2 separate regions of the Homo sapiens genome follow, and region 1 is linked to region 2. Evidence: chromatin contacts called from ENCODE Hi-C data. All regions are on one chromosome and are shown on one strand. The core of a region is the stretch at or near the end of the contact, and the rest is flanking DNA. Distances in the headings are between cores, read along the strand shown.

What was found. Hi-C counts contacts between places; a loop is a spot of excess contacts on that map. Pooled maps may share reads with other maps.
Region 1: a map of ascending aorta shows a loop between it and region 2 (4-fold over the local background). The contact joins the promoter of MPC1-DT here to the enhancer-like site in region 2. A Hi-C loop is called at or near these places in 2 of 168 maps with a recorded cell type or tissue (ascending aorta and sigmoid colon) and 1 of 50 pooled maps.

The regions. Positions count from the first base shown.
Region 1 is chr6:166,381,085-166,384,979 of GRCh38, reverse strand. It overlaps MPC1-DT (MPC1 divergent transcript), which reads right to left and starts at 1,802. Exons shown (of 1, transcript NR_189630.1): 1 at 1-1,802. MPC1 (mitochondrial pyruvate carrier 1) reads left to right here and starts at 2,040. Exons shown (of 5, transcript NM_016098.4): 1 at 2,040-2,174. The coding sequence starts at 2,104. RefSeq lists silencers at 1,368-2,107, 2,258-2,357 and an enhancer at 2,718-2,897.
Region 2 is chr6:166,003,361-166,007,162 of GRCh38, reverse strand. No RefSeq gene overlaps it. Among named protein-coding and RNA genes, the nearest start is that of LINC00473, 17 kb to the right of the region's middle. RefSeq lists an enhancer at 183-715. Within about 2 kb of position 1,607, at least 14 of the 41 ENCODE cell types and tissues checked have a DNase peak (open chromatin) inside an H3K27ac peak, as active enhancers do.

The DNA.
Region 1 (3,895 bases), core at 553-3,052, 380 kb before region 2:
TCACTCTTGGTCATCCTTAGAGGCAGCCACTACTAACATTTCTCCAGTATCTTTGCAAACATGAATGTATATATTTTCTTTGTCCCTATGCACAATGAGTAGCATACTTTATACACTATTCAGAACCTGGGTTTTTTTCTTGAAAATAAAAAAGATATTTCATATCAGCACATAAAGAATTCCTTTATTCCTAATGGCTGTATACTAATCCACTAAACGGATGCACCATAATTTATTTAACTCTCTCCCTATGGGTAGATATGTAAACTCTAATCTTTCCATACTAAAAACAATGCTGTACACATGAAATTGCACAAACTGGCTTGTCTATCCTAGGAAATCTCTAGATGGGCTTGCTGGATCAAAGGGGATGTCCATTATTAACACTAATACACTGCGGGTCACTAATGTTGAGAATTCCTGTTCACCAAAGGCATTTCTTTTATTTTTTATTTTAGAGACAGGATCTCCCTCTGTTGCCCAGGCTGGAGTGCAATGGCACAATCTCGGATCACTACAACCTCCACCTCCCGGGTTCAACCGATTCTCACGCCTCAGCCTCCCGAGTAGCTGGGATCACAGGAGCGCATCACCACGCCTGGCTAATTTTTGTATTTTCAGTAGAGATGAGGTTTCACTATATTGGCCAGGCTGGTCTCAAACTCTTGACTTCAAGTGATCCACCTGCCTCAGCCTCCCAAAGTGCTGAGATTACAGGCGTGAGCCACCGCACCCGGCTACCAGAGGAATTTTGTTATATTTATTTGTTTTTTTTGGAGACAGGGTCTTGCTCTGTTGCCCAGGCTGGAATGCAATGGCGCAATCTTGGCTCATTGCAACTTCCGCCTCCCGGGTTCAAGCGATTCTTCTGTCTCAGCCTCCCAAGTAGCTGGGACTACAAGCACATGCCACCACGCCCAGCTAATTTTTTTATTTTTAGTAGAGAGGGGGTTTAACCGTATTGCCCAGGCTGGTCTCGAATTCCTGACCTCAGGTGATCCGCCCGCCTCGGCCTCCCAAAGTGCTGTGATTACAGGCGTCAGTCACCGCGCCCGGCCACCAGAGGCATTTTAAATGATCGTCCACATTAGAAACAAAACGAAACGAAACAACTTGGAAAAGTGAGCAAAAGCCTTCAATGTGTTCTTTTCTCTGCCTTTGTGATCCGAAAGTCGTGCTGCGGTTTATATACTCCTAGGCGAGGGTCGCGTGCTAATGATCCCTTTCTTTTCAATATGCACCCGCGGTGGGACTTACAGAACCTTTATTTTCAACACGTAAGCAGTCACGCTTCCTCGAGCCTAAGGCTTTGTGCTATTCTTAAATGCTTTCCTCCTCCGACGCTGCGGCTCCCTCCTGAGCCCGTAGCTGCAGCGCGTTGGTGAGGAGCGCCGGCCCTGGGTGCCGCCCGCCACCCTGGAGGGACCGGTCCGGGGGAAAGTGCTCGGGAGAAGCCAGGGGCCCCGGCTGCGGTCGCTGGCCCGGGGCTCTGCGCACTCCCCAGTGCCCGGAAACCGCAGGCTGGCCCAGCTTGCGGGCCGGGTCCGCCCACGTGGGTGTGGGAAGCGCAGGGGACGCGGGCCGCCCGGCCAAGGTGCCCTTGCCAGGAACCGGCGCAGACACAGGCCCTGGGCGGCGCGGGAACCCGGCCAGTCCCACCGCGCGCTGCGCCGCAGGGGCCCCACTGCAGGTCGCCCCAAGACCGCGCGACGCTCGGCAGGGCGCCCACAGTCCTGTGGGTCAGAGAAATGTCACCTCCACGTCCCCGCTGGCCGGGAGCCGCTGGAGCCTAGCAACCGCCTGCCAGCCCCGGCCCAGCCCCAGCCGTTTTACGGCAGCGGGCCCCGCCCCCGTGCGCCACCGAGGGCGGGAAGGAGGCGTGCGGCACGAGCCAGCCAGTCCGCGCCACCATCTCTGGCCCTGCGCCCTGTCATTGGCCGAGAGCCGGGCGGCGCGGCGCGGCCGTAAGGCGTGGCCGGGTGTCGTGAGGCGGGCCTTCGGGCTGGCTCGCCGTCGGCTGCCGGGGGGTTGGCCGGGGTGTCATTGGCTCTGGGAAGCGGCAGCAGAGGCAGGGACCACTCGGGGTCTGGTGTCGGCACAGCCATGGCGGGCGCGTTGGTGCGGAAAGCGGCGGACTATGTCCGAAGCAAGGATTTCCGGGACTACCTCATGAGGTGACGAGCGCCGCAGGCCGAACCCCGCAACCCGGAGGGGCTCCCGGGAGGCTGCGACCCGTGCAGTCCGCGACGAGGGCGGCCGCGAGGACGCGGTGGCCCCGGGCAGCGGGTGGGCCGGGGCCCAGGCGAGAGGGTGCGCTTGTCAGGGGGGCCCCACCCGGATCCCTCCCGGACCGCCACACCCCGAAGCGGACGGCGTAGAGAGCCGGTGACAGTGGGCGCCTTTCAGGGCGGGGGTGACAGTGGGCGCCCCTCAGGGCGGGGGTGACAGTGGGTGTCCTCTCCCGGCAGGGTGACAGTGGGCGCTCCTCAGGGCGGGGGTGACAGTGGGTGTCCTCTCCCGGCAGGGTGACAGTGGGCGCCCCTCAAGGCAGGGGTGACATTGAGTCCCCTTCAGGGAGTGGGTGACGGTGGGCGTCCCTCCTGGCCAAGGTGACACTGGGGACGCCTCTCCTGGTAGGCATAACAGTGGACGCCCTTCCCGGCCAGAGTGGCAGTGGGGACCTGGAGGGACGAAAGCGACGGCGCTCCTCAGGACAGGGTGACCATGGGGACGCCTCTCCCGGCAGGGGTGACAGTGGGCGCCCCTCAGGGCAGGGTGACCCGGCAGGGGTGACAGAGGCTCGTTCCTCTCCCATGGTTGGCAGTGGGCACGTCCCTCCGGGCCAGTTGACAGTGGCTCGCTCCTCCGGGCGGGAGTGGTTTCCTGGCCGGTTTCTACCAGATCCTCGGAGTGGGTCGCCGGTCACCTGCGGCCGTCCAGGTGTGCCAGAGGCGGCGACCTGGGTGTGGGGTGGGGAGACGCCAGCGGGAGGCGCTGCTGAGAGCGCGGCGCGGCGCTGTTGGAGCGGAGCTTCGGGTGCGCCCAGCGCGCTTCTGGGACAGCGGAAATAAAATGTGCTGGCCTTGGGTTCGCCTTTCGGTTTTCTCATTCTAAGGACTTTAAGCTTGGGAGGAAGTACAATTTAAGATGTTTTTATATACGAAATTCTGTCAACCAAAGTAAAGTGACGTGTCTCTAAGGTCATACTTTTTCTTCTTGTTCTATTTTCTGTTAACTCCTCCTTTCCAGTTAGAAACAAAGAGCATTCGCGGTTGGAAAGCCTGAAAATACACTTTCTATAATTTATTTGCACCTCTCATCTTGGGGCGCTTGCTTTTATTTCAAAATATTGAATATAACTTTGAAGCAGTTTTAGGTTATTTAGGAGTGTAATTTTAGTTAGTTTTTCAGTGTATGATTTTAAAACCTAGGTACGTGTACAGCTGCGGTTTTTTTTCGGTAGTTAATAGTGTGGTCAAGAGGTAAAGAGATGAAAGCTGAGGAGGAATAAATCCTGTTATAACCACACAAAAGGGATAGTATGAAGGCAACTTGATTTTAGCAATAAAAAAGTTTTAAATCCTGAATTTTATTGCAAATACTGTTTACTTCTACTTTTATAGAGCAGTAGGGTAGGAAAAATAATTCAGTCTGCCATATGGTAAACTTGTAAACAGAAGCTTCACTTCTGACTTTCAAAAAAAGACATTTCTATGCTTAAATAGAACTACTATTAATTAAGATGGGTGTTTAGCACTGTGGAGCACAGCAATGTATCAGATTAATGGTAGTAAAAATGTGAACAAGGTAGCAGTCTGAGGGTATGCTCTCAATCCTTGCTGTTAAGTTTCTCTACAGCTTTGAATATTACTTTAGCTTTTTACTAATGTGTTGG
Region 2 (3,802 bases), core at 358-2,857:
AGTGACCAGATGACGGGCTTGCAGACCTTTCACAGTTCCCTGTAGAAGACCCCTAAATATATATGGCTTCGCACAAGAGGCAATTCCCAAGAGTGGAATATTTTTCTGTGTCCGACTGTGGAAGCTGGGACCTCCCTCTCTGAGGGTCCTTGCCTCAACGCCTTAGTCCCTGGACCCCTTTTGACTTTGCTCCGCTTCCACACTCTGGTTGAGTCTCTGACCAAAATGAGGAAGGGGCTGCACTGAGATTCCTTTGGGGGTTAACCTGGCTTCCTACCTCCCATGGCTAATAAGTGCTATCCAGTGGCTTGTTGGAGGACAACCATTAATTAGATACACCAGTGCCGATTTATCTTATTAGAAATCTGCATGCAAGTAGCTATGAGAATGCAGAAGCTTTCAGGATTCCTAGCGCTCCAGATCGCCTTAGTTGCTGACGTCTTTGCTCCTTGATTTGCATTCATAGCTGGGGTTTTGTTTTGTGTCAGTTGCACAAGCATCAGGGCAGGGCTGCCCCAAAGTCTGTGCCCACAACCCCCTCTGATACAATGTTTAATCGATTCGTGTTGCAGTAGCTTGAAATATCTGTGGGTTCCCTCTAACCAACCGATTTGCCTGCAAACCCCATTTTTTACCCTTTTATTGTTTGCAAAACCAACAACTTTGCAAAACCATTTCCAGGGAACGGGAGGACCAGCTCTGCATCCGTGTAGAGCTGCACCAGCCACAGCAAGCCGAGCTCTGTGCATTACTGCGATTTTCAAAATATAAAGATAAAATATTTGAAGTTTTTCTTGAAAAGGGGAAAACGCAGCTCTAGCCCTCTCCGTTTGCCGCGGGGGATGGGGGTGTTGTCCACGTGCCAGACGTGACGGCCTAACGGTTTGATTTATGAGTCTGATAATAAGAATCCCATTAGGCTCCTCTCATTGAGAAAAAGGAGCAGAAGAAAAAAAGCTGTGTGTGTCACCAAGCAGCATTGACGCAGGCAGCTCTGACGGCAGCAGCCGCGGGCGGGCGGGGGGCCCGGGGGGCCCGCGAGGGGCGCGCGAGGGCCGGCAGCTCCTGCGCAGGGTCCCTTAGCCACCCCCGCGCCTTTTCAGCTCCCGCCCCCGCTGTCGCCATCCCCACGACCCCCACGCACCACTGCACTCGTCCCCGCACGGCTCCCGCGACTCTTCGAGTCCCCCAGGCAACCCAGCCCCCGCTACTGCAACCCTGCACCCCTCTGTAGTGACGGGTGCCACCCTATGTGATCCCCCTGCCCCTGTGGAGCCCTAGTCCTCCGAGGGGAGAGTGAAAGAGGGAGGCACCTGGGAGGGGGCAGTTCACAGCCCCCCAGGAAGGGGGTCACAGCCCTCCCCTCCCTCCGAGGAAGGAGGTAGGGCTGGGAGCCTGGGGTCCTGTGTTCCGAGGCCCCGGGGAGTTGCAGTCACGGGAACCTCCCCACAGGCCCAAGCTGCCTGCAGACGGGGCCCGCAGCCGCTTGTCCAGCAAATACCCATTGTTCACGGGCTGAGAACATGCTAGAGTCAGGGCTATTTTTCTATTTAAAGTCATCTGGGCAGGAAAAAAAGAGTAATGCGCTGTGCTCGGAGTGCGCAAGTGTGATCCAAGGCCCGGTGCCTGCACCCACGCGTGGTTCCCAGTGGACAGAGCCAGGCCTCAGCCTGGAGTTGCGGCCACTGCTCCCGGGCAGTAGGAGGACCTGGGCTCCGGGCCAGCCCCGAAGATGGTGCGGGGACAAATGCCACTGCTGGACCCACGCACAAATGCTGCTTCTGATATCCAGGCAAAACAAGCCAAGGACGGCATGGAACACCTGGGCTTCCAGACCAGTGGTTTTCTCACGGTCTCAGAACAGAATGACTGGCAAGATGTCCCCCTAAGGACGCTAGAAAAGTAATTGTATCGGCTAGCCCTGATTCAGCCCTCCAGCCTTAAATTTCTACACGTCTACTCGAAATGTAGCGAGATCGAGAAGGAATTAGAGAGACTGATAAACAAAAAACAGGCCTTAAAATTCCATTACTAATTATCAAAAAGTAGTAATGGCACGTGGCACGTCTGGCACGTGGACATCCAAAAAACTAAAAAGCTCAAGTACGTCCAACCCTCGCAATTCCAAGTCCATAAGTCATTCTATAAACATTTTAATCAGCCAGTGCCTAAACTTCCCCCATCAATCCCGCTACACTACATCCACTTGGGGAGGGAGATGTGCCATTCATAATGTCCCAGGGACATGGAGCTTTCAAACCCCCTGGGGCAGAAGGCACCCCATGTCCCTGGAACTAAAAACGGGAATGTCTGATGCTTGCGCACCAGGATTCACAACAGCCATAGCCAGTATTCACCATAGTCAAGAGGAGGGACCAGCCCGGTGCCCCTCAACCGATGAACGAATACACAAAACATGGTGCATCCATGCAATGGAGCATCAGCCTTAAGGAAGGGAGCACTGACCCGTGCCGCAACCTGGATAAGAACATTGTGCTCAGTGAAACGAGCCAGTCACAGAAGGACAAACCCTGCAGGATTCCACTTACAGGAAGTCCCTGGAGTAGACAAATTCATAGAGACAGGAAGTAGAGTGGTGGTTGCAAGGAGCTGGGGGAGGGGTGTCGGGAGTTATTGTTCAATAGGTAGAATATTGTTCTGTTGGGGATGATGAAAAGTGTTGGAAATAGATCATGGCGCTCATATCACAACATCATGAATTTAATCAATGCCACTGAATTGTATCCTTAAAGATGGCGACAATGGAAAATTTATATATATATATATTTTATATATATGTACATATATATGTGTGTGTACACACACACACACACACACACACATATATATATATAACCACAACAAAACAAACAAACAAACATGAATGTCTGTTAGCACAGATGCTTCACCCAGGTTTCCTCTTCAAATTGCCTTCTGGGAAGAGCACCCCCAGGCATGGTGTCAGCACCCTCAGGCACCCCCAGCTTGAAATGGACCCTCTGCCTCCTTAAAAACAAAGTGAGATAAGATACCAAAAACCACTAGGGTTCTCTTGCTCATTTACGTCTTTTAAAAAGATCACCCTGTCTATTTGAGAATTTGGGGGAGCAGACTACATTCTTACATCATTTGGCTCTTCCCTTCGATAGTGCCTCACCACGTGCACTGCCGAACATAGAATGGATTTTGTGAAGACAAGTAATTTCAGTGTTTTTGGTTACTGCTAACCTAAGTGTATTAGTTTCCTATTGCTGCTGTAATAAATTACTACAAATGTGGTAGCTTAGAACTGCAAAAATCTATGATTTATGGTCTTACAGTTCTGCAGGTCAGAAGTGTAAACTGAAATGAAGTTGTGGGCGGGCTCTGTTCCCCTGCAGACTCTCGGGGAATCCCTCTCCTGGCCCCTGCCTGCATTCCTCTGCTCACAGCCCCTTCCTCCATGGTCAGAGCCTGCCAGGCTCCCTCTCCCTCTGAACAGCTGAGGAAGGAATTCCTCTTTTCAGGATTCACACGATTAAATTGGGCAGGCTCACCTGGATCATTTAGGTTGGTCTCTCCATCTCAAGCTCCATGCCCTTGACATCTGCAAAAATCCCCTTTGCAATGTCAGGTGACAGTCACAGGCTGTGGGGATTAGGACATGGACATCCTGGGGCCATCTTTCTGTCTACTCTAAGGAACCTGTTCTAGTTTATGATTTTATATTAAGGAATATCGCTTATGGGAACTCAGAGTCATTTAAACCAGCTTGCTCACAATTTATAAATATTCAGGGTAGAAATTAACTAAGGCTCTCCTG